Linked DNA regions of Homo sapiens: all the other regions are linked to region 1. A link is a contact called in ENCODE Hi-C or POLR2A ChIA-PET data. All regions are on one chromosome and are shown on one strand. The core of a region is the stretch at or near the end of the contact, and the rest is flanking DNA. Distances in the headings are between cores, read along the strand shown. Region 1 holds the start of SKIC2 (SKI2 subunit of superkiller complex). Region 2 holds the start of KIFC1 (kinesin family member C1). Region 3 holds the start of PPP1R10 (protein phosphatase 1 regulatory subunit 10). Region 4 holds the start of RGL2 (ral guanine nucleotide dissociation stimulator like 2). Region 5 holds the start of VPS52 (VPS52 subunit of GARP complex). Region 6 holds the start of RXRB (retinoid X receptor beta).

The links. Hi-C counts contacts between places; a loop is a spot of excess contacts on that map. ChIA-PET counts read pairs that join two places held with the same protein, here RNA polymerase II (POLR2A). Pooled maps may share reads with other maps.
Region 2: a loop to region 1 is called in a pooled map, with 7 times the contacts of the local background. The contact joins the promoter of KIFC1 here to the promoter of SKIC2 in region 1. A Hi-C loop is called at or near these places in 1 of 168 maps with a recorded cell type or tissue (Caco-2) and 6 of 50 pooled maps. POLR2A ChIA-PET finds 5 or more read pairs at or near these places in 2 of 52 experiments (HepG2 and activated CD4-positive, alpha-beta T cell).
Region 3: a loop to region 1 is called in a map of naive thymus-derived CD4-positive, alpha-beta T cell, with 39 times the contacts of the local background. The contact joins the promoter of PPP1R10 here to the promoter of SKIC2 in region 1. A Hi-C loop is called at or near these places in 1 of 168 maps with a recorded cell type or tissue (naive thymus-derived CD4-positive, alpha-beta T cell) and 8 of 50 pooled maps. POLR2A ChIA-PET finds 5 or more read pairs at or near these places in 1 of 52 experiments (WTC11).
Region 4: a loop to region 1 is called in a pooled map, with 6 times the contacts of the local background. The contact joins the promoter of RGL2 here to the promoter of SKIC2 in region 1. A Hi-C loop is called at or near these places in 2 of 168 maps with a recorded cell type or tissue (dorsolateral prefrontal cortex and ovary) and 14 of 50 pooled maps. POLR2A ChIA-PET finds 5 or more read pairs at or near these places in 1 of 52 experiments (Panc1).
Region 5: a pooled map shows a loop between it and region 1 (7-fold over the local background). The contact joins the promoter of VPS52 here to the promoter of SKIC2 in region 1. A Hi-C loop is called at or near these places in 2 of 168 maps with a recorded cell type or tissue (dorsolateral prefrontal cortex and ovary) and 14 of 50 pooled maps.
Region 6: a loop to region 1 is called in a map of dorsolateral prefrontal cortex, with 2.8 times the contacts of the local background. The contact joins the promoter of RXRB here to the promoter of SKIC2 in region 1. A Hi-C loop is called at or near these places in 1 of 168 maps with a recorded cell type or tissue (dorsolateral prefrontal cortex) and 14 of 50 pooled maps. POLR2A ChIA-PET finds 5 or more read pairs at or near these places in 1 of 52 experiments (activated T-cell).

Annotation. Positions count from the first base shown.
Region 1 is chr6:31,957,415-31,961,774 of GRCh38, forward strand. It overlaps SKIC2 (SKI2 subunit of superkiller complex), which reads left to right and starts at 1,761. Exons shown (of 28, transcript NM_006929.5): 1 at 1,761-1,800; 2 at 1,883-1,986; 3 at 2,596-2,705; 4 at 2,806-2,923; 5 at 3,018-3,132; 6 at 3,252-3,326; 7 at 3,627-3,680; 8 at 3,782-3,972; 9 at 4,133-4,261. The coding sequence starts at 1,779. NELFE (negative elongation factor complex member E) reads right to left here and starts at 1,557. Exons shown (of 11, transcript NM_002904.6): 1 at 1,478-1,557; 2 at 958-1,040. The coding sequence starts at 1,032. RefSeq lists an enhancer at 4,351-4,360.
Region 2 is chr6:33,389,527-33,393,886 of GRCh38, forward strand. It overlaps KIFC1 (kinesin family member C1), which reads left to right and starts at 2,297. Exons shown (of 11, transcript NM_002263.4): 1 at 2,297-2,471. The coding sequence starts at 2,460.
Region 3 is chr6:30,615,068-30,619,427 of GRCh38, forward strand. It overlaps PPP1R10 (protein phosphatase 1 regulatory subunit 10), which reads right to left and starts at 2,176. Exons shown (of 20, transcript NM_002714.4): 1 at 2,157-2,176; 2 at 1,411-1,931. MRPS18B (mitochondrial ribosomal protein S18B) reads left to right here and starts at 2,773. Exons shown (of 7, transcript NM_014046.4): 1 at 2,773-2,876. The coding sequence starts at 2,799. RefSeq lists an enhancer at 2,434-3,002.
Region 4 is chr6:33,295,974-33,300,333 of GRCh38, forward strand. RGL2 (ral guanine nucleotide dissociation stimulator like 2) reads right to left here and starts at 2,969. Exons shown (of 18, transcript NM_004761.5): 1 at 2,897-2,969; 2 at 2,482-2,678; 3 at 1,059-1,142; 4 at 625-803; 5 at 441-491; 6 at 55-352. The coding sequence starts at 2,637. It overlaps TAPBP (TAP binding protein), which reads right to left. Exons shown (of 8, transcript NM_003190.5): 8 at 3,721-4,360. RefSeq lists enhancers at 1,320-1,847, 1,934-2,434, 4,137-4,360 and a silencer at 3,202-3,380.
Region 5 is chr6:33,270,552-33,274,911 of GRCh38, forward strand. It overlaps VPS52 (VPS52 subunit of GARP complex), which reads right to left and starts at 1,325. Exons shown (of 20, transcript NM_022553.6): 1 at 1,035-1,325. The coding sequence starts at 1,124. It overlaps RPS18 (ribosomal protein S18), which reads left to right and starts at 1,524. Exons shown (of 6, transcript NM_022551.3): 1 at 1,524-1,571; 2 at 2,077-2,175. The coding sequence starts at 1,569.
Region 6 is chr6:33,198,468-33,202,827 of GRCh38, forward strand. RXRB (retinoid X receptor beta) reads right to left here and starts at 2,198. Exons shown (of 10, transcript NM_021976.5): 1 at 1,775-2,198; 2 at 702-949. The coding sequence starts at 2,009. It overlaps SLC39A7 (solute carrier family 39 member 7), which reads left to right and starts at 2,400. Exons shown (of 7, transcript NM_006979.3): 1 at 2,400-3,189; 2 at 3,278-3,446; 3 at 3,605-3,658; 4 at 3,796-3,960; 5 at 4,093-4,233. The coding sequence starts at 2,779. It also overlaps the pseudogene RNY4P10. RefSeq lists enhancers at 1,927-2,428, 2,429-2,930, 2,931-3,432.

The sequences.
Region 1 (4,360 bases), core at 511-3,010:
TACCCTCAAGAAGCTTACAGTCTGAGAAATAAAATACATTGAGTTAGCAATACAATTATAAGAGGTGCAGATTATTCATAGCTGAAAGCTAGTAAGATTTTCTGATGTTTAATGGCTATTAAACTAGGCCCTCTCCCGTATCTCTGCACAACACAGAGAGGAGAAGGGTATTTTAGAAAAAGAAAACAGGGTGGCAAAGATGCAGAGATAAGAAGGCTTTGGGAATGCATCTTTTGGAAGTAGTGAATAGTTCTACTTTACTAGACAAGGCTGCCAAACTAAGGTTTTGAGGCTTTTTTATAGACAATGTGAAGCCATTTATGGTTTTTGAGAAACAGAGGGAGCAGAATTTTGTGTTTTCAATGGATCATTTGAACAGGAGTGAAGAAGTCTGTTCAAAAAAAAAGACTGAGAAATTTGTTGAGAGACCATTACAATGGCCCACATGAATGTCAATAAAGCCCTGCTCGGGGGAATGCACAGTGAAGAATAAACAGGAAAAATTACTTCAAAAGAAGAAACAATAAGACTTGGCAAAGGTTTGACTATGCAAATAGTGGGGAAGTCAGAGTTTTGAGTCCAAACATGTGGCAGAATTGGTGTAGTCAATCTTATTTGGAAGATCAAGAATAGAAAGATGATAGCTTCAACACTGAGTATCTGAAGTTTTTCAGTATAACACTGGATAGAACTGGAAAAAACAAACTTGGGGATCATCAGCTCTTAAGCGGTACTAAAAGCCATGGGAAAGGAAGACAATCCATGGCAAATTGCATAGAAAAGACAGAAGGTCCACACCAAGGCTTGGGAAAGCCCACCTCTCGAAGCTACACTGTGAGGTGATATGTCTCTAGGTATGGGCCAGAAAAACTTCCCCATTCGCTCACACTCACCCCATATCTTCTCAGAGTGCAGAGTCTGTGAAAGGTTAGGCCATGTCCACACACAGTCCCTCACCTTTTTCTTGAGCTTGTTGAATTTCTTCTGCAGAGCCTCCTCTTCCTCGCTCAGTCCGGGGGGTATCACCAACATGGTGGCTCCTAGTTCAGGGGCAGGGCCCAAGACATCTTTCTCCACTGTTACCACCCGGGGTTCACACGCCGTCCACACTGTACCCAACCCCACCCCTTCAGGTCTGCCTACTCTTGTCTTTGGCTTTCCCTACCCCTTGCTTAAACCAGGCTGCTGTCCAAGCTCCCGCTGGTCGGGATCATCCAGCATTCCCTCCTGTCTCCAGGGATCACAGACACCAGCACCTTTAGGTACCATGTGGTTCAAGGAGGGACAAATATCCACTCCGTCGGAAAGACGATGGCACCCGACCCCCCTACCCTCGCTAGGGTAAGGACAACCGCGGGGTTTGAACGGCAGAGAAGGCGGTGGAGCCAGCGTAGCGCCCGCAGAGCAACGCAAAGAGGAAGAACAGAGAAACGGCTATGAGAAAAAGGGCCGAAGAGTGAGAAGCAGAGGGCCTTACCCGAGGGGGCGGCAACCGGGGGCCCCACGGTCTCCGGCCGCGCCCGCGCTGGCCGCTGATAGCGGGCTCACAACGATGACGTAGCGAGGAGCGGAAAACGCGGTAACCAAGGCGGCCCCAGGCGCGCACTTCCGCCCGGCCTTCCACCGGTCCAGGTCTGCCCCTCCGCAGCGATAGTTCACGCTCTCGGCGGGGCTGTACCGGAAGTTGCCTCTACTTCCGCCCGTTCCGGGGCGGGGCTTACTTCGCAGCGACTACTTGCCGCACTTCCGGGCTGCCAGGCAGCTGCTGTGGCTCCAGGATGATGGAGACAGAGCGACTTGGTGAGGGGGAGGGGAGGGAAATGGAACGGAGTAGCCGATATGGAATGAACTTTGACCCCTGACTTTTGACCTTTCCCCGTAGTGCTACCCCCTCCAGATCCCCTGGACCTACCCCTTCGGGCCGTGGAGCTCGGATGCACGGGGCACTGGGAGCTGCTGAACTTGCCTGGAGCTCCAGAGAGTAGCGTGAGTGACTTTTGACCCTAACCTTTGACCCGCATTGAGTCCAAACCTCCTTCACCCTCCTCACAGTAGGATCTAGCTTAACCTTGTTCATCTGTGCCTGTACTCCTGTCCATCCCAGCCTGAAGGGGTGCTGGACAGATTACAGCCCAGTGTACCTGCAGTACATGTGAGGACAGAGCAGAAAGGGCTGGGGATATTTTTGCTTTGAGAGCTGCTCTTTCAAATGTGGCATTTCTCCGTGGAGCTCCCTTCTGTATCCAAGCACCAGGGCACTTGGTGACTGAGATGATAGGCTTTGAGCCTCCAACCTTTCATCCTTAGGTCTGGGACCCCTTTTTCTAAAATCAGTGAGTCTCCAATTTCAGTGTGCTTCATGATTAGCCAGGGAGCTTTTTAAAAATGCACATTCCTAGGTCCAGCCTCCATGTTTCTGAAATCCAAAATCTGCCCCAGGTAATTCAGTAGCAGGTAGTTTTTGGCCAAGCCTGATTGTCCTAGTCTGTTTGACACATCTGCCATTTCTGATCTGAACACAAGTCCCATCATCTCTTTTGTCTGCATTTTATCCTCTTTCCTTACCTAATGCCTCTCATCTTGCCCTTGTTTCAGCTTCCCCATGGCCTCCCTCCTTGTGCCCCAGATCTGCAGCAAGAAGCAGAACAGTTGTTTCTGTCATCCCCAGCCTGGCTGCCTCTGCATGGTGTGGAGCACTCAGCCCGGTGAGGAGTCTGGAGGGGCTTAGACTAGGGTGATGGGTTCCTGAAGGAAGCTGGGACAGAGGAAGAAAGAAGACCCAAAAGTTACTATTTTTCTCTCCAGAAAATGGCAGAGGAAGACGGATCCCTGGTCTCTTTTGGCTGTCCTGGGAGCCCCAGTCCCATCCGACCTACAGGCCCAAAGACACCCAACCACAGGCCAGATACTGGGTTACAAAGAGGTAGGAGGTCAGGGGTCATGAGAAACAGTTGGGGAGAAGGGGAGGTGGTCAGAGACAAGCTCAGCCTCATTGGGGCTCTGATCTCTTGCCTTAGGTCTTGCTGGAGAACACAAATCTCTCGGCTACAACCTCCTTGTCTCTTCGCCGGCCTCCAGGGCCAGCCTCCCAGTCCTTATGGGGAAATCCAACTCAGTATCCCTTCTGGCCAGGTGACTCTTGTGGAGATGGGATGGTAGAAGAGGGTGTCTTTAATCTCCAGGGAAGGGTTCCCCACCTATCTCGTATTACCCTCATCCCATGAATCCCTGTCTGTCCTGTCTCTTCCCAGGGGGGATGGATGAACCCACCATAACAGATCTGAACACACGGGAGGAGGCTGAGGAGGAGATAGACTTTGAGAAAGGTAAGGTGGGGCTCTGAGTCTGAGCCTTGAGGAGGAAGAGCCCAGGCTATCACTGGGCTACTGCTAGCCCTCCCATGTTTTTGAGAAAATTAGAAAAAGATATTCTGTCCATAACAACCTTTACTGTCATCTGCTGGGAAATTTCTACAACAACCTTTACTGTCATCTGTTGGGAAAGTGTCATAGCAAACATCCCTATCTACAGCATCTGTCCTGTAAATGGTATCTTTTAGGTTTATATAATGTACACAATTTGTTCACCAGTGTGCAGTGACCTGATTTCATGTCCCTATCCTACAGATCTTCTTACTATTCCACCTGGTTTCAAGAAAGGCATGGACTTTGCACCAAAAGGTTAGTTTTAGTTTTTGAGTGGGGTGTAGGAGAAGTCATGTCCTTCTCCTAAGGAACAGAGATGGACATGACAAGGTTGACCTTGTTGGCTTGCTCCTCAGATTGTCCAACTCCAGCTCCTGGACTACTAAGCCTTAGCTGTATGTTGGAGCCTCTGGATTTGGGTGGGGGTGACGAGGATGAGAATGAGGCAGTGGGACAGCCAGGAGGTCCCAGAGGGGACACTGTTTCAGCCTCTCCCTGCAGTGCTCCCCTGGCCCGAGCAAGCAGCTTGGAAGACCTAGTGTTGAAGGTTGGTGGTTCTGTGTAGTGGAGGCAAGAAAGAGCCTTGCCACCAGGATGTGGGCTGGCTAGGATGGGTCTGAGGGGAAGAAAGGGACATCTTTTGGGAGGAGTGCTAATTGAGAGCCCTCTGGTTGTATCTTTATCACTGCTACCCCTGACTCTTCCAGGAAGCGTCCACAGCTGTATCCACCCCAGAGGCCCCAGAGCCTCCATCTCAGGAGCAGTGGGCCATCCCTGTGGACGCCACCTCCCCTGTTGGTGATTTCTATCGCCTCATTCCCCAGCCAGCCTTCCAGGTACTTTGGCCCCATCTTCACACGCTCCTCTACCTCTTTCTGGGTCACACTCCCAGCCGACCCCTTGTCTCCTCTATTGGCCAGAGGTCAGATCCATCC
Region 2 (4,360 bases), core at 1,047-3,546, 1.4 Mb after region 1:
CCTGGCTAACTTTTTTGGTTTTTTTTTTTTTTTTTTTTTTTTGAGATGGAGTCTCGCTCTGTCTTCCAGGCTGTAGTGCAGTGGCGCGATCTCCGCTCACTGCAAGCTCCGCCTGCCGGGTTCACGCCATTCTCCTGCCTCAGCCTCCTGAGTAGCTGGGACTACAGGCGCCCGCCACCACGCCCGGCTAATTTTTTTTGTATTTTTAGTACAGAGAGTTTTTCACCATGTTAGCCAGGATGGTCTCGATCTCCTGACCTCGTGATCCGCCCGCCTCGGCCTCCCAAAGTGCTAGGATTACAGGTATGAGCCAACGCGCCCGGCCACCAAATAGTGTAATTTTTACAGTTACACTTTGTAACTAGTGTTGCTGAAGACGGAAATGCAATTGATTTTGAAAATTGATTTTTTCCTCTTACTGATTTTTTATCCATCAACCTTGCTAAACTTATTTATCAATTCTATCTGAATTTTATTTTAGGGATGCTGCACATGCAATAATTTCATCTGCGAATATTAACATTAATGTTTCTTGTAGTCCTTATATATTTGTTGCTTATTGGACTGGCTACAACTTCCATTGTTTTATTGATGAGGATTATTGAGAGCAGGCATCCTTGCCTTGTTCCCCATCTTGAAAGGAACGCTTTCAACATTTCCCCATTATGGTGATGTGTTTTGCGAAATTTTTGAAGATGTCCTTTATCAGCTTCTGGAGTTTTAAAAAAAATATCAACGGGTGTTGAATATTTTGAGTGACTTTGCTGCATCAATTGAGATGAATACATTTTCCCCCTTTAATCTGCTAATGGGTCTATATTTCTCCATTCCATTTAAATTTTTTTTTAATTTGATAAATATCTTTTGCTATATGTTTCTTCTCAGGTCTCCCTTCTCAGTTATCCCCCTTTACCTTCCATTGTTGGTTTTCTCTAGTTTCTTCCTTTTCTTTTTACTGTGTTCTCTTCAAGCTCTTGCTTTTTGGAGTTTTCCCAGGATATCAAAGGTTGGGGGGATGGCAACATGGTTTTCAGACAGTGTGTCTCCCCACAATCTGCTTCTCTCTACAAGCTTGTTTGAAGCCAAGTTAAAGCAATGGATAGAAGACGGCAGCGCGGGTGTCAGACCTGCCAATTTCCAACTGCACACCAAATCCCCGAACATATGCTTGAGGCCCCTGCCTTTCGGTTTCATAAATAAAACCCTGTCCTGACTACCTCCAGGATTGGATGGAAACTCGGATGAGTAAATATGGTAGAACGACTTTGCAAACTAGCACCCTATTCACACGTAAGGGGTTGCTCTTGTCACCGAGACTGTTAGAGGCAACGTGAGTTAACAGAAATAGCTTGGATTTTGAAGCTAATGGAATCTAGATCCATTCCTAACCAGCAGTGTGACCTTATTGTGTAATCTTTCTGAACCTGTCTCCATCCATCTCTACAAAGAATGTGGCACAATGTAGGAACTCAGTGAATTTTCGTGATTAAAAGACGAGATAATACAGGTGCACAATCTGCAAAACATAAAATACTCCATAAATGGAAGCAGTAAATCTTCCCCGAGCTCGAGACTCCAAAGGCCCTGAGCCCAGTACCAGTAACAGCACCCAGGTAAGTAGGCTGGCTGAGAGAAGAGGGCTATAAAGAAAAGTTCTTTCCTGAGCTTTGAATCCCCACTGTCAGGCTTCAATGGAGCGCAAAAATTCCTAAATTTGGTGAGAAATGGCAACATTACCAGGGAATGAACAGACCAGGCCACTCACATCCACGTGAGGGCTCCAGGAGCCACTTCCGGGCCCAGTCAACCACGACCAGGAGAGGCAGCGCTGGAGCCTCAATCACGTCGACGGAAAACAAGTGCGCTCCCTACTGCAGTCACCAGGAGGCGCTAGTCCCGCCTGTCTCCCGGCACGGGTCCTCGTTTGCGCACGCGTCATTTCTTTCCTCCAGCGTCCCCGCCCCTTCTCCTCCGGCCGCCACCAGTTTCGCTTGGCCAGTTGCGTTCGTGCGGCGACGTCCACGCATTTTCTGACGTAGCGAGCGACGGCGGGGAGCCGAGCGGAAGTCCAGCACTATTGCCGCTAGAGGAGGGGAGGGGTGAGAAGCATAAGTGGCACCGGAAGTGGAATTAATCCGCCTACCTCTCCTGCGCCTGCGAAACAGAAAAGACAAGGCGCCTGTCGGGCGGGGTGTGGCTTCGGGTGGCGGAGAACGCTGCGATTGGCCCTCGGCTGTGGCGACAGCGACGATTGGTCCCTGCGTGCAGAGCGCGGTGAGAGTGGGTGGTGGCCGTTGGAATTCAAAAGTGGCGGGTGTGGCGCGGGGCTGGTAGCGGCCGGAGCCGTGCGAGTTCTCTACCCTGCTTCGCGAGCGGGCGAGAGAACGCGAGTCCCAGGATCCCCGGCACCCAGTTCTCTTCCACTGCATTCCCCCGGCGCGTGTGGGACCGAGGTGGACATGGATCCGCAGGTGAGTAGGGGCGGCGCAGGTGTCCTGCCCTGGGGATGGGGACGAAGGCTGACCGCTCCGATGCTGTCGCGCCCCCGGCTCCCGGTCGGCCTTTGTCATGTCTACCGGGAGAGCGAAGGTCCGTGCGCCCCCGCACAAGTGGAAAGGGGCGGAGGCAGGAGTGGAGACGGCTTAGAGCACCCGGGGAGGTCGGAAGGCACGTCTGTCTGCCCTCCCCTAGCTTCAAGTTTCTGGAGCCCCTCCCTTAACTTTCATGTCTCCGAGATTTCTCATTTCGAATTCTCAGGCTCGTCTGACACATTTCCACTTCTTTATTCCTACTCAGGGTGTGATTGCAGTGTGTAAGAAGGGAGAGTTCTGATATGACTTCTTCCTTTTGGGGACATGGTGTCTGAGGCCACATCCTTGCTGAGGTCCTTTTGTGTTAATCGCCTCTCCTTATCACTGCTGCTTCGGAGTGTAGGAAAGGGAGAAGGAGAGTAGGGTAATCTGGGCCAAAAGACTTCTCATTCTCTCTCTCCTTTCCCAAATTGTGCAGATTCCTGCCCAATGAAACTGATTGATTTAGTTCTTTCTCTTAAATGGTGCCCTGCTGCACCCCACAACCATATGCAGCTTCCTGTCTCCAGTGAAGAGAGATGAATGTGTGTGACAGCTGGAGTGTACTTATCTCTGGTGCCAGGAAAGGTCTGCCTGAATCCTTTGTTTACTAGTATTTCACGTTCAGGTTTCCCTGAAGTTAGGATTCAGCCTTAAGAGAGATTCTTTCTCTCGTGACAACCAGAGAGCAGAGTAGTATTATGTGACAGTAAGAAGTAGTAAAAGCCTTCTCAGATCTATTAATCAAGTATTTATTGAGCACCTACTACATGCTAGGCGTGGTTGTAGGTACTTAGGATGCAGCAGTGAACAAGGGACAAATCGTTGCCATCGTGGAGCTGCCATTCTATGGGGATACAGACAATAAATGTAATAAATGAATTATATAACTGCCAGAAGGCCGTAAGTGCTGTGGAGAAAAGGAGAAATTCAAGGTTGAGGACATAGGGGAGGCCAACTGGCGGGTTAGAGTATTAAATAGGGTGGTCTCAGTAACCCCCATGGAAAAGATGAGTTGAATAAAGACTTGAAGGAAGTGAGGGAGACAGACAAGCAGATAGTGAGGGAAGAACATTTCAGGCAGAGGGAATCTGCTAGAGCAGAGTCCCTAAAGAGTTGTAAGGAGGGAAGTGTGGCTGGAATGAAGTGAGCAAGGGGAAAAGTTGTGGGAAAGGAAGTCAGGTAATGGGTAGTGGGGTTGCTGATCACAGTTTGTCCTTGTGGGGGTCGTTGTGAGGACTTTTACTCTGAGTGAGATGGGGAATCATTGGATGATTTTAAGCAGAGAGATAAGATTTGTTGGGTCCACCAGATTTTCGTAACCATAGCACCATTGCCTTTTTTTTTTTTTTTTTTTTTTTGAGACAGGTTCTCTTTCTCTGTTCCCAGGCTGGAGTGCAGTGGCATGATCATGGCTCACTGGAGCCTTAACTTCCTGGGCTCAAGTGATCCTCCCACCTCAGCCTCCTGAGTAGCTGGGACTACAGGCAGCTGCCACCATGCCTGGCTGATTTTTTGTATTTTTAATAGAGACAGGGTTTTGCCATGTTGCCCAGGCTGGTCTGGAACTAACTCCTGGGCTCAAGCAATTCGCCTGCCTCGGCCTCCGAGAGTGCTGGGATTACAGGCATGAGCCACCGTGCCCTGCAACATTTTTTTTTTTTTTTTTGAGAAGTAGTCACGCTCTGTCGCCAGCCTGGAGTGCAGTGGCGCGGTCTCGGCTCACTGCAACCTCCGCCTCCCGGGTTCAGGCGATTCTCCTGCCTCAGCCTCCCGAGTAGCTGGGACTA
Region 3 (4,360 bases), core at 926-3,425, 1.3 Mb before region 1:
TGACCAAGTTTCTAGGGCGGCCCTAAGCTCAGGATGGCAAAAGGGGGAGAAAAACAACAAAGACGGAGGGACGCCATTTTGTAATGGAGAAAGAGGACTTAAACTAAAAAGCCACCCGGCTCTGCCGGTAGCTTCAGTTACATTATAAAACACCTTTTTAGTAAAAAAAAAAAAAAAAAAAATCAAAAACCAGTTCCCCATCGTGAATAATCTTTGACCTATTTTGATCAGTAAGAGCGTAGTGAAAATTAAAGCAATTAAAATATTAAAAAGAACAATTTTCTGCAGGGAAGAACTGAATTTGCAACGGAGGTTCAACCGGCTACCATCGACCACCCCCATCCTCCCTATAGAGGGAAAGGGGGAGGAAGGACTTGGACCCCTCTCAACAAATAGGGTTGAGGTGGGAGGACAGGAAAAAAAATGGGTCAAGACACAACCTGCAACGCCGCTTGGAAGACAAAAGGACAAGGAAAGTCGCCATATTGAAGCAGGGAAGAAAAAAATTCCTTTTAACGACACAAATCTTTTAGAAAGCTAGCATTCAATTGCACTAAATGGCTTTTAAAATTATACTCCTAAATTCCACATTTCCCAACCTTTCCACCCTCTATTTAACTGTACCTCCCCCACCAAAAAATATCAAGTTAAAATGTTAATCACTCTTTTGCTTTTAAATACCTATGCAATCTGCAACAATTATAAGACATTCTTTACCTCCCCAACTATTATCTTGTATGTACTGGCACTAAGATTATATTTTGTCCTAAGTGTCTTGCAATCTTTATTCCTAGATTGCCACCTATTTTAACCACACAAATATACCCCAAGCAAATTACATTAAAATTGAGAGGATTTAACAGTCATTTAAAAAGTTATAGCGAGCTATTACTTCTCTCTGCCCATCTCCTTACCCTGCAATCTTTATGTACAGATTGCTTATTAATCTGGCAAATTGAAAGGCACCCTGCTTGTCTCACACACAAAGAAGTGGTACTTCTGGGCCACAAGATCCACCATCTCTTGTATGTGAGCTCATTAACCCTTTTGAAGACTGCTGCTAACCAGAGGAAGGTAACCATTCCTCCTTATATAAACACATATGGCTTTGGCAGTCTGGAAATTGGCTGGATTACCAAGGGTTAACCATCAAAATCCTCACTTGCTGGCCCTCCCTCCACCCTCTCTTTGCCTGCAGCAAGGCAGGGAAGAGATAGGTGGTAGGGGAGAGAGAACAAGACTGTTTAGACCCACAGGCCCTTTTTAATGGAGATTAAGTGACCAGATTGGTCCTTCTCCAGTTCTCTATTTGTTCTATGGTCTCATTTCTTCCTCTCATTATTTTTGGTTTCACAACGGGAAACGTTGATTTCTTGTTGCAAGGCTGGTTTTTGAAAATTCGACACTTACTATCCAATTTTTTTGCGACGTCAGCACCTCGGGCTCAGGGGGGAGGGGGTAAAATTTTGGAGGAAAAAAAATAAAACAACCAACCAGGACCCAAAACTCAATTATTTAGGGGGCCTCATTGGATCAAAAAGTCTTTTAAAAAATAAAGGCCAACTCAGTATTCATTTCCCCCCCACCCAACTCCATTTAGGGAGGGGGGTCGCAGAAAAAAGTTCTGAGTGGATTCAAAAAAGTAAACGCTGGATGAGTGAATTTGGGTGGTTTGGGAAGGGAGGGTGGTTGATTATTTTTGAAGTTATGTAGTGACGGTCCTTCGGCCACAGATTTCAAGTCCCAAGCAGCGTGGGCTGGTGGGGTGGGCAAGATAGGTGGGAAGGGGCAGAAGACACAAGTGGTTGGGCTGGTGGCTGCTGTTTTCCCTTTCCCCCCTCTCTCAGGATCCTTTCAAGGGCTTAGATGTTGCTGCGGCTTGTTTCTGTTTTCCTCGTGGCCGGCCTGTCTTTCTCCGAGAAAATTCAAACCTGGGATAAAAGGAACACAAGGGAGAAAGATGTAATCAGTACGGGTTGCTTCAAAACACTCACAAATGCCATCTTTGTTGTCCCCAAACAAACCTGTGTCCCATCCTGATCGCAACCGCTTTAAGCCGTGGCTCTCAAATGAACCCATCCATCCCTATCCCGCTTCCCAGATCCAACGCTCTCCGCAAAATTTTACCCACTAGACGACAAAGTAGGCAAACTTACCTCTAAACGAACCCCAGAATGGCGGCCGCCCGCTCGGGTGGAGTCTTTTATACCCGGACGCCGCCCAACGCGCCCAAACGTGCTAGTGAAACGCCCTTGTCGCGAGACATTATACGCGAGGCGTGAACTCATTGGTCAACCCAAATGACAACTCGCCAACTGATTGGCTACTCTCACTTCACCTTTGCTCCGCCCCTTTCCCTGGCACTCTCTTCCGCCTCCTTCCTGCCTCCCTGTCGCGTGCGCGTGACCAGGAGCCTAGCACCTCCCTTTCCTCTGCTTCCGCCACTTCCGCCCTGGAGAACATTTCTCACCCAGGATTGGTAGAAACCTAAGAGCGCATGCGCACTGAGAGGATACCGCTAAAAATCGCCTTCAAAATTGCTTAAAAGGCAAACTTTAACAATGCGATCTAAGAGTCGTAGTGACTGGCCAAAAAAAACCGCAATTTTGGGGTCTAATTCGATTGTGACGCAGTTGAAATTAGCTTCTCCCCCATGCCTTCCCTTTCACGCTTCCGTCCTGACGCAAACGTGGGGCCGCCTTCCGCACTGCGGGCTTGTCCTTGGCCCTGCCCTACTCAGTTTCCTGAAGCATGCGCAGTTGCCTTTCCGTCAATTCCTGTCCTGGGCGTACGTCAAGATGGCGGCGTCTGTATTAAACACCGTGCTGAGGCGGCTTCCTATGCTATCTCTCTTCCGAGGTTCTCACAGAGTTCAGGTAACTCTTCGAAAGACATTTTGCACAACCTCAAGTTGGTTATACCTTCTCGAGGTTGTCGCTCCACTGTCAGGAATCCACGAGTGGAGACCTTCCCACGTGTGTCTTAGCTGTCTAGGCAGTACTTCCTGCAACCCCCCCCCCACACCCCGCGCATTTTCTAATCCCGAGCCGAGGACTAAACGCCAGGGTTAGGTATCATCCTTTTTCCAAAATGCCATTTCAGTAAAATAACTTAAGTGATGGAATTGACCCCTGTCCACCCTCAGTCATGCATAACCAGCTTTTTAAAAATTATTTAACTAATTAAGGGGCCATGCTAATCTCTGTATCGTTGCAATTTTAGCATAACATATGTACTCCCCAAGCGAGCGCCACAACCAGCTGTTAACTATGCAAGTGGTGACTAAATCTGTGTTGCTCTGGAATGTCCTTGGGGAAATTAGGGATCCCAATTTCTACCAACCTTGCTATTTCTCAATAAGGTCAGGATATATTCTTACGACCTGAGGACAGTTTCTCAGCTCTCTTTATTAAATCAGTTTCTTATCGGAGTTATGAGAGCTTAACTCCGTCCTTTGAATTGAGGTTTCCCTCCAGTCTTGTGTACTCACCTCTCTGGAGGTTCTTGGTGGGGCACGGTGAGATAGGAAGGCTTGCCCAGCTGCCACTCCCTAAAGTGGGACTGAAGAGTGGTGACAGAGGTCAACACAGAAATAATAACAGCCTTGGTAGCTTTAAAACTAGCGTTAGGACTCAAGTTTGTTCTGCCCTGTAGAATGTTGACCTTCAGCTTTTATGAAAATGGGCAACTCAGTGACTTCATTGGATTGATTTGGAGACTCACCTGTCTTCTGCATCCCCTCCCCACCACACATCTTAGTTCCAAGAACCTAGATATCCTTCCTCTTACTTTATTCTTCCACCAGAGTCAATTTATTTCCAAAAAGCAAGAATACCTTTTATGTACTAGATTTTTTTTTCTTTTTTCTTTACACGAAATCTCACTCTGTTGCCAGGTTGGAGTGTAGTGGCGCAATCTTGGCTCACTGCAACCTCCGCCTCCCGGGTTCAAGTGATTCTCTTGCCTCAGCCTCCCGAGTAGCTGGGACTACAGGCGCATGCCACCACGCCGAACTAATTTTTGTATTTTTAGTAGAGATAAGGTTTCACCATGTTGGCCAGGATGGTCTCGATGTCTTGACCTCATGATCCGCCTGCCTGGGCCTCCCAAAGTGCTGGGATTACAGACGTGAGCCACTGCGCCCGGCCTTGTACTAGACTTTTTATTTGTCTTCTGAAATAAGATTGTTTTTTAGGCATATATCCCCTAACTTAGCTTTTCTTTCAGGATCCAATTGTAGAAAAGGAGAGTGGTTGTTGATTTATGTCAATTTAAACCCAACAAAAATACTTAACTTACATATGCATTCCTGTTATATTCCATTAATGCAGTATGTGTGCATTCCTCCTTTCCAAAGTGT
Region 4 (4,360 bases), core at 1,719-4,218, 1.3 Mb after region 1:
AGGAGAGGTTAGTAAGGGGTCAGGGGGCATAGGGGCCAGAGGTCAGGGTCTCACCGCATCTAGCAGGGTCAGCTGTTCGGCCAAGTGGTCAGCGAGGAACACCAGGACATCCGTGGGGTCAGCAGGGGGATCGCCGGGGAGGGCCAGGGGCTTAGGAAGGTCGGGGGCCTGGGGGTCCACCCGGGACCGGAGATTGCGGATGAGGTCAGCGCTGCCCCCCCCAACACCCTTCCCTGCTGCATACCCTGTCTGAAGTAAGAAGCTCTCAAGCCGGTCAAGCTGACCCTTGGCCTCAGAGCCAAAATCCTCAGGGTGAGAGGCCAGCCAGGTTGACAGTACAGAGATGGCTACCCTGGGAGAAGGGAATCAGCCAAGGGTGAGAGGTAAAGCTGCAGCCTGGGCAGAGGGGACTGTGAGATTAAGAACCAGGGGTCACTCACTCTGTTGTCCTCTCTAGTTCGTCGGTAGGATGAGATTCAAGGGCTTCCAGCCTGAGGGGGAGAAGAGGATCTATCTGTCCATTTTTCCCAAACCCTCAGTGGCTTTGACTATTTTGGTGGGATGTTGCGGCTTTAGGAAATCCGGGCAGATACTCCACTACCCTGCGTCCCTTATGACTCTGACCTGTCAGCCATAAGCCCTAGCAAGGCAGGCGTGGAGGTGAAGGCCCGGTGGGTAGCCAGGAAGGCTGACATGAAGCTCACATCAGTCCCTGATGTCCGGGTATCCAGTAGGTGTCTGACCAGGGCCTCCAGAGTGCCAGCTCGGAGCCGTCGGGAGGAACGTGGGGGAGGCATAGGGACCTGGAGAACACAGAGAGATGATCGCTAACCCTTTCTCCCACTCTGCACCTAGATTTCTGAGGACAATCCCAGACCCAGGAGATGTTCCAGACTCATTTTTCTGATATTCAGAGAGGGCAAGAGTCTTGGCCTATGTCACACAGCAGAGTCCAGGACTCCAGAACTCCAACCTAGCACTCTGGCCAGAAAGTCAGCCAGAGGAAGGAAAACTGGGAATGAAGAGTCAGAGGTGAGAAGCTAAAGTCATGATCTCACCAAGGGATCAAGAGGTCGATATTGGCGGCTTGTGACGGTAAACACGGCACCATCCTCCTCCTCATCCCAGACGGACACAGGGGCCTGGAGGAGCAAGGAAGGGGAAGTCAGACAGTTCCACACCACCCCCCATTGCCCTCAGCCTTCACCCCAGGCCCTGCTCCTCCCTCTGTACCCCTCACCTGTGGTGGCAGGGCATAGTACCAGCGAGTGCGAGGAAGGGTTGGGGGAGCTGGTGACCCCAGGTCTCCCCCACTGGGGCCCAGACAGCCCCACCCCAGCCGCCTCAGGGCCCCGGTGGAGTCGAAGGGGCTGCAGTGGAGGCGTGGATGGAGTACAGGAATTCTGATCCTGGAGACCCCCAAAGCCCCTTCTCCCCAGAGCTGAACCCACACACGACAGAGAAGCAGGGTACAAAGGGCAGGAGAGGGAAGCGAGAGGCAGCAAGCCAGAGGCAGCGACTAGGGGTAGCTGAAACCTCAGTCCAGGCACTGCCGCATGCCCCGCCCCTCCCGGCCAAGGACTATACCAGCCCAGAGAATTAGTCTTTTTCAGGACCCCTTTCACCCTGGTCCCTCGGGTAGCGCCTCCACTATCTCAGCCCTAAGGGACCCCCGAAGGTAGCAGCTCCAATCCCAGTACAGGAAGGAAAAGGGGAAGTGGGATGATAGGGGGTTGGGGGCGGTAGACTCAGAGAGTCACGTGGCCCCAGCCCCTCCCCCGACCGATCCCGAAAAACCAGCCCTGCCAGTCAACCTGCCCTCACCTAGGATCTGGACCTAGGAGTTTAGGGCCTCGGGGCCCCAAATCCAAATTCTGGCCCCTCCTGAGGCCCGAAATCCTGCTCCTGGCCACCACCATTAATCCCTAATGAAAACAGATGACCACTCTCTACCCACCCTAGGATCTTTCCTCCAGGTCCCAGAACCGTGGCTTCCCGGCCTCTACCCAGGACCGGGGCGGGGCGGGGGGGCGGGGGGAAGGGGGAGAGAGGGAAGGAGGGGTCACGAAATCTGAGGGTTCCCTCCCCAATCCCAGAGTCAGAGGAGCTGGTTACTGTGGAAACAAACCCCTCCCCGCCAAACAAAAACAAGGAGGGAGACAGGGACCAAGACACGACTGCTCAGAGAGGTAGGCACACTCAGGCAGGCAGAGGTGGAGGGCCAAAGACCCGCAGGGACAGGACAGCCAGCCAGAAGTTCCAGGCAGGAACAGGGCAGGTTCCTGCGGGCAGGTCCTGAGTCACACTGACAGAGAACCACGGAGACGCCAGGACTCCCCGCAGCAGAGAAACGGGCCGACACCCAGGGAGGCGCGAGAATAACTGAGGCAAGGAGGAGGAGATGTAGGGACCCAGAGACAAGAGAAAAGTGGAGACTTCAGAAATACATACGCCCCCTACCTCCCACCACCCGCGTCTCACCTCTTCTTCTTCCTCCTCCTCTTCCTCCTGCCCCCCGCCCACGACCAGGCCACCTGGGCCCCCACCCTCTTCGGGGTCCCGGCTTCGGAAGCTGCTCAGTACGACTCCCCCGGGGGGGCTCGTGTCCAAAAGCAGCCGCAGGGGCCGCGGGAGCATGGCCGAGTGAAGGAATCAGCGGGGTCGGGCCATGGGGGCGCCTGGGGAGAGACGGGGTGGGGTGGGGGTGGAGAGTCAGGCAGGCGCGGGGGAACCGGGCAGGGAAGGGACGTGGGTGGGTGTCAAGAAGACCGGAAGGGAGTTCTGCAGGAAGGTTGGGGGAGGGGGCAACAGAAGGGTGGAATAGGGGGGCCCTTGGTGCTGTTGGGGAAGGAGGAGGTCACGAGTACGGGGACGCGCAGGGTGCTCAGGCTCTGACCTGCTCGGGAGGGGTGGGGGCAGCGTGGGTCCTGAGCCGCTGTTGCCGTCGGTCTCCGGCCCCGGACCGAGTCCCCTCCCCGGCTTTTCCGTACCCCCTTGAACCCCCCCGCCGGGCTCCTGGGCCCTCCCGCCCTTTCCGCTCCCCCCCGCGTCCGCCCGCTCCGAGAGCAGGAGCCAAAAGGGGAAGGAAGTGAGGACAGGAGCCAGGGCCGCGGACTAGGGGAGCGCTGGACGCTCAGGGACCAGGACCCAGGCGCCCGAGTCCCCAGCTCCACTGTCCTCCGCCTCTACACTCGGGGATTCTGGAGACCACGTCGACCCGCAATGAACTGGAATAAAGATTCCAGTCTCCAGCCCCTGGGGGAAGGCAGGAGCAGAATTTGACATTCCCTTCCCCAACAATAACACGGCTAAAACTCCCGCGGGAAGCGTTTCAGGCGGAGAGAGAGCCGGTCACTCCATCCCCACGGGATTACCCTCCCTACCACAACCCACGAATGTAGCTGACCGAAATCCCGGCCGGGTTTTCCGAAGGGCCCTCGATTCCCGCCCCCTCGGCAGGGGGCGGGGCAGGAAGCAGCCACATCCGGTTCCAGATTCGGCTCTCAGAGGCTTCCGGCGCCGAGACCGAGATCCCCGTCGGCTCGGTGTATCCTCGCTGGTGGAGTACCCTCTGCTTGAGCGCATCTCATGCGCCAGTAGTGGCGCCCGCCCCGAACGGTGTCGACGGGGCGTTCTCTGAGCGGTTCAGGGTCACTGGAAGGGACCAGAGGTGATTGGAATATTCATTGAGCTTGGAAAGGGGTTGGAATGAGAGAACCGTTTGGAAGCACTGGAATACAGCTTTATTCCTACACGATTAGACCCGTTACCCCGTGGGTCTGGCCGACCGTCCTGACTCGGAGATCCCTGAGCTGCGCCGCCGCTTCCTTCGTCAACATCCAGCAGCTACTTGATGAGCGCCCTCCAGTGGGCCTTAGGTCCCTATGCCGGCGCGGGGTTACAGCAGTGGACAGACAGGCCAGTCCCTGTCCTCGAGGAGCCCATGATCCGCGGGGAGACAGGCATTTAACGACGACTCACACGATCACTTAAATACAACTGTGGTGAACCGCACAAGAGGGACGCGCGGCGGTCTGCGGGGAATGACGAGGCCGACCTCGTCTGCGACCCAGGGAGGGCAAGGGTGGACCAGGCAAAGGGAACAGAGGACTGGGACCTGGAGGTGGGCGGGAGGCGTTTGGTTCATTGGAGGAAAGGAATAGCCCTGTGTGTGATGAGCATTGAGAGGAGGTCTGGCGAGCACCATCTAGGGCTGAAGAACTAGGCAGTGGCTCCAGCGCGGGGCGGTGGGGGGGACAAGTGAGCCAGGGCAAGAAGAATGGATTTGGCCCTAGAGTACGGGTTCTCCAAATGTAACCTCGGCCCTACAGATCTCTGAGACTATGTCAGGGGGTTTGTG
Region 5 (4,360 bases), core at 75-2,574, 1.3 Mb after region 1:
GAAGCTGAGACGGGAAGATTGTTTGAGGAGATCAGGAGTTCAAGGTCAACCTGGGTAACACAGGGAAACCCGTCTAAAGAAAACAAAAAAAGGTAAAAGACAAGACAGTGCAGTGGAGGCCGGACGCAGTGGCTCACGCCTGTAATCCCAGCACTTTGGGAGGCCGAGGTGGGAAGATCACGAGGTCAGGAGATCGAGACCATCCTGGCTAACACAGTGAAACCCCGTCTCTACTAAAAAATACAAAAAATTAGCCGGGCGCGGTGGCGGGCGCCTGTAGTCCCAGCTACTTGGGAGGTTGAGGCAGGAGAATGGCGTGAACCCGGAAGGTGGAGCTTGCAGTGAGCCAAGATCGCGCCACTGCACTCCAGCCTGGGCGACAGAGCAAGACTCCGTCTCAAAAAAAAAAAAAAAAAAAAAAAAGTGCAGTGGAGATGACCGAATGAGGAAAGCTAGGAATTGCAGAGGATAGAGCAGAACTTGCACTTAAATTTAAGACCCTCAGACTCCTGCCATCTTGGGTGTTCTATCACACCTCTGGGGAACCCCAGGCTTTCTAGAAATGTCAAAACACATAGTGTTTACCTGCATGCCAGGTGCAATCTTACACATATTCATCTAATCCTAACGACGATGTATACAATAGGTTCTATCTTCCTCACCTTAAAGGTGTGAGAAATGATGGCACAGAGAAGCTGGTTAACTTGCCCAAGGGCACACAGCGTGTAAGTGGCAGAGATAGAACTCAGGCAGTCTGGCTTCAGAGGCCATGTTCTTAACCTTTACACTATACTACTTCGTGACTCTACCCCAAAATGTGGAGTGAAGTTGAAATTTTGTGCCCCAGAACATGAGTTTCAGCCACTAGGGTCCCGCTCAGGGTCGGGTCTGATCACAGGGAAGGGTACGGGGAGCCAAACAGGTAATATCACGGGTAGCAGCCAAGTTCCCACCCTTGTGCCTAAACCCAGCTCAGGTCTTTCTGAAGCTAGGAGCACCGGAACTACGGAGGAGAAACAGCTCCGCGCTCTCACCAGCGGGCCCTCTTCCTCCTCCATATCTGAGGTCCCAGCCCGCAACACCAGTTCCCGGGCCGCAGCCGCCATGGTCGCAGCGGCGGCCATTCCCCGCAGCCTCACTTCCGGCAACTGTCAGTCCCGGCGAGTCCGTTCCCCGGAGTGGAGCTACAAGTCCCAAAGGGTCTTCCTCAGCGCGAAATCGTTCCCAGATATTTGAGTTAAGTTGTTTGACTCCAGCTGTCCCCTTTCAGCTCTAACCACTTCACCCAACTGCAAATGGAAATATGGAAGTCTGAAACACAAACTAGCCCCGGAACCTTCGCTGTTCTCTTACCTATGAACCTTACGAACTGTAAAGAAAGGCGCACCGGAAGTTGTGGTACCCAAGCCATACTCTCATAAATCCAGCCAGGTCGCGCTGAAACAGTTTCCGGAAGCACTTCTCCTAGATCGCACCGCCTCTTCCTCCTGGAAGCTATATAATGATATCGCGTCACTTCCGCTCTCTCTTCCACAGGAGGCCTACACGCCGCCGCTTGTGCTGCAGCCATGGTAAGACTGGAATCCGTGCCGTGATCCAGCGGCATCGCAGCTCGGGCAAGGAAAGCCGGCTGTCAGGGTTCTGGAAACGTCCTGCCCTGAGGGCCTGCGACTTTCTGTATGGAGCCTTGGATCGCGTCCCTGGAAAGGGACACCAAAGATTTCCAATTCCGGAGAGCGGGCCCGAGGAAGGGTCACTGCTCGGGCGCACGAAAGCTGTCTAAGGCTTGGGCGTATATGGGGAACTCTGGCTTTTGCCACGCACTTTTGGGAATGGGCAGGAGACCTGCTTCCTCTCTCCAGAGGTTGCATTTTCCCAAGCTTGAACGCTTCATGTGCCTACTCTGCAGGACTGAGGAGTTTGCTCTGTGGTGTGAAAACCTAAGGAATGGGGGGCGGGTGTCTTGCCACTTGTGTGACAGGCTTAACCTTTTTGTATGAAGTTCGTTTGCCTTATCGGCCTTACTGTTTGATAGTTTACTGTGTCTGATTTCTTCCCCCGTACTTTTTCAACTAGTCTCTAGTGATCCCTGAAAAGTTCCAGCATATTTTGCGAGTACTCAACACCAACATCGATGGGCGGCGGAAAATAGCCTTTGCCATCACTGCCATTAAGGTAAGTGAAGTAGGGTAAGGAATAGGGAATGTAAATGAGAATTGGGTTGTGAAGACATAAGCAAAAATGAAGCAAGGCTGGGGAGACTTGAGTCTCATCCAGATCACCTTGACTGCTGGATTAAGAAAAGAAAGTGGTTTAGGGAGAGACTGACCCCTTTAGCATTTACCACAGAAAATAAGTGATTAAAGCCAAGATAGTGGTCTAAGGTCAAGCCAAAACATTTCACCTGGGGAAGTGGGGAGGAGGTATGGTTGCTCACCCGAATTCGCTAAGATTTTCCTGAACCACGAGCTTGTGAGATTTCTTCTAGATTCGGTTTCTTTACCCATCCCACCATCATAACAGCAACCCTTCCTGCGAAATTTATATTCCCTGAGAATTGGAGGATTATTGGGCATCTTGAGGGATAAGTAGAAATACCAACAGATAAAAAGTGTGAAGAAGCCTGTAGATGGAGGGTGGAAGAAGTCTGAGTGGGACATTTACTCAGATGAGCCATAATTGACACTCCTTTCCTGTCGAAGTGTGAAGGAGTACATCCATCTTTCTTTGGCTTTTAAGAATCGAATCAATGAATGCAAGAATATTATTTCACTTGAGTATTTCTCTCCACAAACCTAATGAATTCTTGGCTTTCTAGATACATAACGTTCTTTTTTTTTCCCTTAAGTCAGAATGTGTAGTTAGTTGTGGAAATAGCCTACCAGTATGTGTCCATGCGTGCAGGGCTAGGCCTGTCTTCTTGGCTTCTGTTGCATGGTAGGTACTTAGGCGACGTTAGGGAATGGATAGTAGTAGGGATACTGTTGGCTCTGTTGAGGAATTTGTAGAGGGAAATTCCTTCTGTTGGGTGCTCTGTGAAACTAATAAGGCAGTGTGAAATACTGTACTTATTTCAGAGACCGGCTGTGAGGCTTAAGTAGAGGTGCAGCATTCATAAGTGTAATAGAGAATAACCTTCATGGATGTATCTAACTAAAAATTAGAAATCTTATTTCATCTATATCTCTTCCCACACCCATTTTGAAGTAAATCTTTTCACTTGTAAACATATAATTAAATTTGAGGCTTAGTGCAGTGGCTCACTCGGAGGCTGAAGTGGGCGGATCCCCTGAGGTCAGGAGTTCGAGACCAGCCTGGTCAACATGGTGAAACCTCGTCATTTAATTAATAAATTTGAAAGACCCTGCTCTCTTCTGAATCAACCTAATAATTTGACCCTTGGTCATGTTTATTTATTTATCCCGAGACAGAGTCTCACCCCGTCACCCAGGCCGGAGTGCAATGGTGCAATCTTATCTCACTGCAACCTCAGCCTCCCAAGTAGCTGAGATTACAGGCACACGCCCAGCTAATTTTTGTATTTTTAGAAGAGATGGGGTTTCACCATGTTGGTCAAACTGGTCTTAAACTTCTGACCTCAGGTGATCCACCCACCTCAGCCTCCCAAAGTGCTGGGATTATAGGCGTGAGCCACTGCACCCAGCCACATTTATTTTTTGAGACTGTCGCCCAGGCTGGAGTGGCGGAATCACTCTTCACTGCAGCCTCGACCTCCAGGGCTCAAGTCAATCCTCCTACCTCAACTTTCCAAGTAGTTGGGGCTACAGGTGTGCACCACCACATCTGGCTAATCTGGATCTTGCTGTGTTGTCCAGGCTGGTCTTGAACTCCTGGGCTCAGTGATCCTCCAGCCTCAGCCTCCTAAAGTGCTGGGATTACAGGCATATAGGCATGAGCCACGGTGAAGCCAACCCTTGATCTCTTTCTTGCAGATAGGAACTGCCATTTGTTTTAGTTTCCTGGAGCCTACTGTAACAAGTTCATATAAACTAAGCAGAAAATTACTCTTGGCGCTGGAGGCACTTAAGAATCCTACCTTGCCTCTTCCTGTCTTCTGGTGGTTGTCAGTAATCCTTAGTGTTCCTTGGCTTGTAGCTGCATTACTCCAATCTGTTGCTGTCATCTCATGGTCCTCTTCGTGTCTCTCTCATGATTTGTCATTGGATCTAGAGCCCACCCTAATCAAATATAACGTCATTTTACCTAATTATTTCCGTAACGACCTTATTTCCAAATAGGGCCACATTCTGATGTTCTAGTTGGACAAAATGAGGGGCAGGGCTCAGTATTCAGTTCCTCCTTCACTCTCCAAATCACTTTGGTTCATGAGTTCAGATGG
Region 6 (4,360 bases), core at 948-3,447, 1.2 Mb after region 1:
GGATGGGGGAAATAGGGAAGTCACAGGAAGACTTATTGGGAAGCAGAATGTCACAGAAGTGATGGAAATCATTCCCTACCACTAAGCAAGGCCCTGCAATGCACATTCCAGAGGCTGTCATTTACACTGCAGTCTATGTGAAAGGCCATCCCTGGAGCACAACCCCAAAGTGAATAAACAGGCCCCCCCTGAAATTGTGCAACACAGTGACCCTGAAGGGCAGGTGTCTTGGGAAAGCAGATGGGATCAAAAGGGCAGAAAATCAGATAGATGAAAAGGACATCAAGAATATCAGAATTAGCCGGGCGTGGTGGTAGGCACCTGTAATCCCAGCTACTCAGGAGGCTGAGGCAGGAGAATTGCTTGAACCCAGGAGGCAGAGGTTGCAGTGAGCTGAGATTGTGCCACTGCACTCCAGCCTGGGCAACAGAGCAAGACTCCATCTCAAAAAAAAAAAAAAAAAAAAACACACACACACACACAAAAACAAAGAATATTAGAGTTCTTTTAGGGGAGGAAGCATGCACTGAAAGATCAGTCACCTCAGGAAAGGCAAGGGGTCTCATAAAGACCACAGGCCTGACAAGGTTAGAGGATTGGAAGGTCAATGGGCCATGGGGAAGTTCACACAAGGATCTGGGGTTACAAGGAAAACAAGAAAATGAAAGTGGCCAGGCAGTAAGTTGGTCACAACCTCTCACCTGGGGGCTGCTGACAGGCCCGGAGAATCCTGGGGGAGCTGGAGGGGGCAGACCAGGGGACCCCATGGAAGAACTGATGACTGGAAAGGGAGAGCCCAGTGGGGGTGGTGGCATCGGGGGTGGGGGTGGGGCCCCAGAGCCTCCAAGGGATGGAGCTGTTGAAGGGGGTAGGGGTGGCCCAGGAGGAGAAGGGGGAGGGACTCCCTGGGGAAGGGGATTTGGGGAGGAGCTGTCTGGGCTTCGGGAGTCTGAGGGAGGGGTATGTACAGGCACACAGACACACAAGAGACAGAAGAGACAAAAAAAGAAAATGAGTCTTCAAACATCCAACTAGAGACTTTAATTCTCTAATACCCCACCGTGCCGGACCCAGCCCACTCCACCCATCCCCAAGTTCAGAGACACCCTGCTGTCAAACAACAGTGTAACTCCGGCTGGTCCGATGGTAGTGGGTTATCAGAACTTATTAACATTTGTGTCACTAAAATTGGTATACAACCTCCCACTGCTATATTTGACTGGCTAAAAAAACCCAAAAACAGCGTAACTCCTCATTGTGGTGAGAGGAGGGAGTTGACAAGGAGAGGAGGATAGTTCAGGTGAGGAAAATTTTCCAACCAATCCATTTGAATGAATACCAGGTCATCCCAAAGCCACACCTGTCTCGTGGGTGGGGCAGCACGTGGGGTAGACCATCGAGCCCCTCTATTCCCAGCGTAAAGCCAGGTAGCCAGAGCGTGCAAGGGAAAGAGACAGGCAGGAGAGACCCCTCCTAAGACGCAGGATCTGCCTGTAAACGCCCAAAGTCCTGAGGTTTAAGAGGAATCGTGCCCTTCCCAGGCCCGCGACCTCCGGTGCCCAAGGCCTCAAGCGGTCACAGCTAGGAGGGCGGAAGCTCCCCTTCCCCGCCCCGCCCCGGGGGGGAGGGTGCTAAGGCCCTCGGGAGGGAGGGGACGCGTGTTTACAAACAAGGGGGCGGGAGCGCAAGGAAAAGAGCACCGGGGGAGGGTGTGGGGGAGGGGTCGCAGATAAAGCGGTCACTGGCTCGCCTGCCCTTCTGCTGGGGCACTCACCCCGCCCGCTGTCGCCCATCCCGTCCCGTCCAGCCTCCCCTGGCTCCGGCTCCGGGGTTTGTTGTTCTCCGCCTGCCACCGCCGCCGCCGCCGCCGCTGCGGGATCCAGCCAGGGCCGTCGCCGCCGCCACCGGGACGCGACCCCACAATGCATTTCTTTTCGCACCCCCACCGGCCCACACTGCCCTGCGGCATGCCGCTGAGGGAGGAAGGGCGGGCGAGCGGCCCAAGACATGATCCCTGGCTGAGAGTAGGGATACCGAAGAGGTCCCAGGGATTCCCAAGGATTGATCGGAGGATTAGCTGAGCACGAGGAAGCCCCTGAGAGAAAGACTCTGGCCTGGATTGGGTCGAATTAAGCCCGTCGCTCTGCTCAGTACCAAAATGACAGCGCCAATGTGGCAGCCATCTTTGTACAGACGGGAAGTCTCGGCGCGAGTTCCCGCCCCCTCGTCTAGTTGGAAACCGAGGAGGCGGTCTCCTCCGGCCTGTTAGCCCGCCTCGCCCACCCTCCCCTCAAATCACCTCCACACTCGCGCATGCGTGTCAGTGCAGGATGGATTCGTCGCTACCGGAGTGCCGCCATATTGGTAAAGGCATTAGGGCGAAGGTGGAACGGAACTTCCTGTTCTCGCGGGATCTAAAGGCGGGACTGCCACGTCCAAGCAAACCGGGAAAGGAGAGGATCCCGGAGCCGGTGAGAATTCTCTGTTTTTTCTCTACCATCCTTTCCAGGCCTTTTCCTCACCTAATGAGTCGTAGAGACGAGGGCCCAGAGAGTCTGTAAAGTGGCTGGTGAAAGATTAGTGTCCCAGGGCCCTACATCCGGGAGGTGGTTCGGGATAAAGAGAACTAGTCTTGGGAACAATGTAGGTGGGAACTTAAGGGAATGGGAGAGCGGCCCATAGAGGTGGACGGAGGGCGCGATTGGAGTAAAGCGGACCCTGTGTAGGTATAGAGTTGAGTCAAGTGGAGTCACTGCCTCTGTCCCTCTGGTCAGCGTGATGGCCAGAGGCCTGGGGGCCCCCCACTGGGTGGCCGTGGGACTGCTGACCTGGGCGACCTTGGGGCTTCTGGTGGCTGGACTCGGGGGTCATGACGACCTGCACGACGATCTGCAAGAGGACTTCCATGGCCACAGCCACAGGCACTCACATGAAGATTTCCACCATGGCCACAGCCATGCCCATGGCCATGGCCACACTCACGAGAGCATCTGGCATGGACATACCCACGATCACGACCATGGACATTCACATGAGGATTTACACCATGGCCATAGCCATGGCTACTCCCATGAGAGCCTCTACCACAGAGGACATGGACATGACCATGAGCATAGCCATGGAGGCTATGGGGAGTCTGGGGCTCCAGGCATCAAGCAGGACCTGGATGCTGTCACTCTCTGGGCTTATGTGAGTCTCCAGGGGATGGGAGAGAGAAGGGCTGGTTCTGGATTGTTGGGAAACTCCACAGTACTTGACCTTGACTCTCCCTCACCAGGCACTGGGGGCCACAGTGCTGATCTCAGCAGCTCCATTTTTTGTCCTCTTCCTTATCCCCGTGGAGTCGAACTCTCCCCGGCATCGCTCTCTACTTCAGATCTTGCTCAGTTTTGCTTCCGGTGGGCTCCTGGGAGATGCTTTCCTGCACCTCATTCCTCATGCTCTTGGTAAGTAACCTCTGACTTCTACCTCAAATCTAACCTATTTCGTTCTTTGGAGGAAAAGGGTTCTTTCTCCTTTATGATCCCTGACCTTTCGATATTCCCCCAAATACACACTCATTGTGTCAGATATTCCCTCATCTGGTTTTCCCCCCTTCTTCCAGAACCTCATTCTCACCACACTCTGGAGCAACCCGGACATGGACACTCCCACAGTGGTGAGGAAGAGACAGATGGGGATGGGAGTTGGGGTGCTGGGGAAGGTCCGTCTCTCCCTATTCCTCACCTCCCGCACTTGAGGAGGAGGAGTCTGGAATGCACATCTCCCTTAATGTCTCAATGCCTCCATTCCCAGGCCAGGGCCCCATTCTGTCTGTGGGACTGTGGGTTCTCAGTGGAATTGTTGCCTTTCTTGTCGTGGAGAAATTTGTGAGACATGTGAAAGGAGGACATGGTCACAGTCATGGACATGGACACGCTCACAGTCATACACGTGGAAGTCATGGACATGGAAGACAAGGTGAGCCCAGGAACAACTTTCCTGAAAGCTGACTTGCCTGCCTCAGAATCTCCTCATCTTATGGCCCTCAGGAGGGAGAGGACATGTTGGAAGATCTGTTCTCCACTCTGACCAACTCTTTTCTTCCCTCAGAGCGTTCTACCAAGGAGAAGCAGAGCTCAGAGGAAGAAGAAAAGGAAACAAGAGGGGTTCAGAAGAGGCGAGGAGGGAGCACAGTACCCAAAGATGGGCCAGTGAGACCTCAGAACGCTGAAGAAGAAAAAAGAGGCTTAGGTAAGGGCCAGAGTTGGTGATAAATTTGGGCAAGGGACATCATCACAAATCACATGGAATATGTGCTGTGGGTAATGGCAGGTATCTGAGAAACACTAAAGGACTGGGTGTAAAGTGGTCTCTGAGG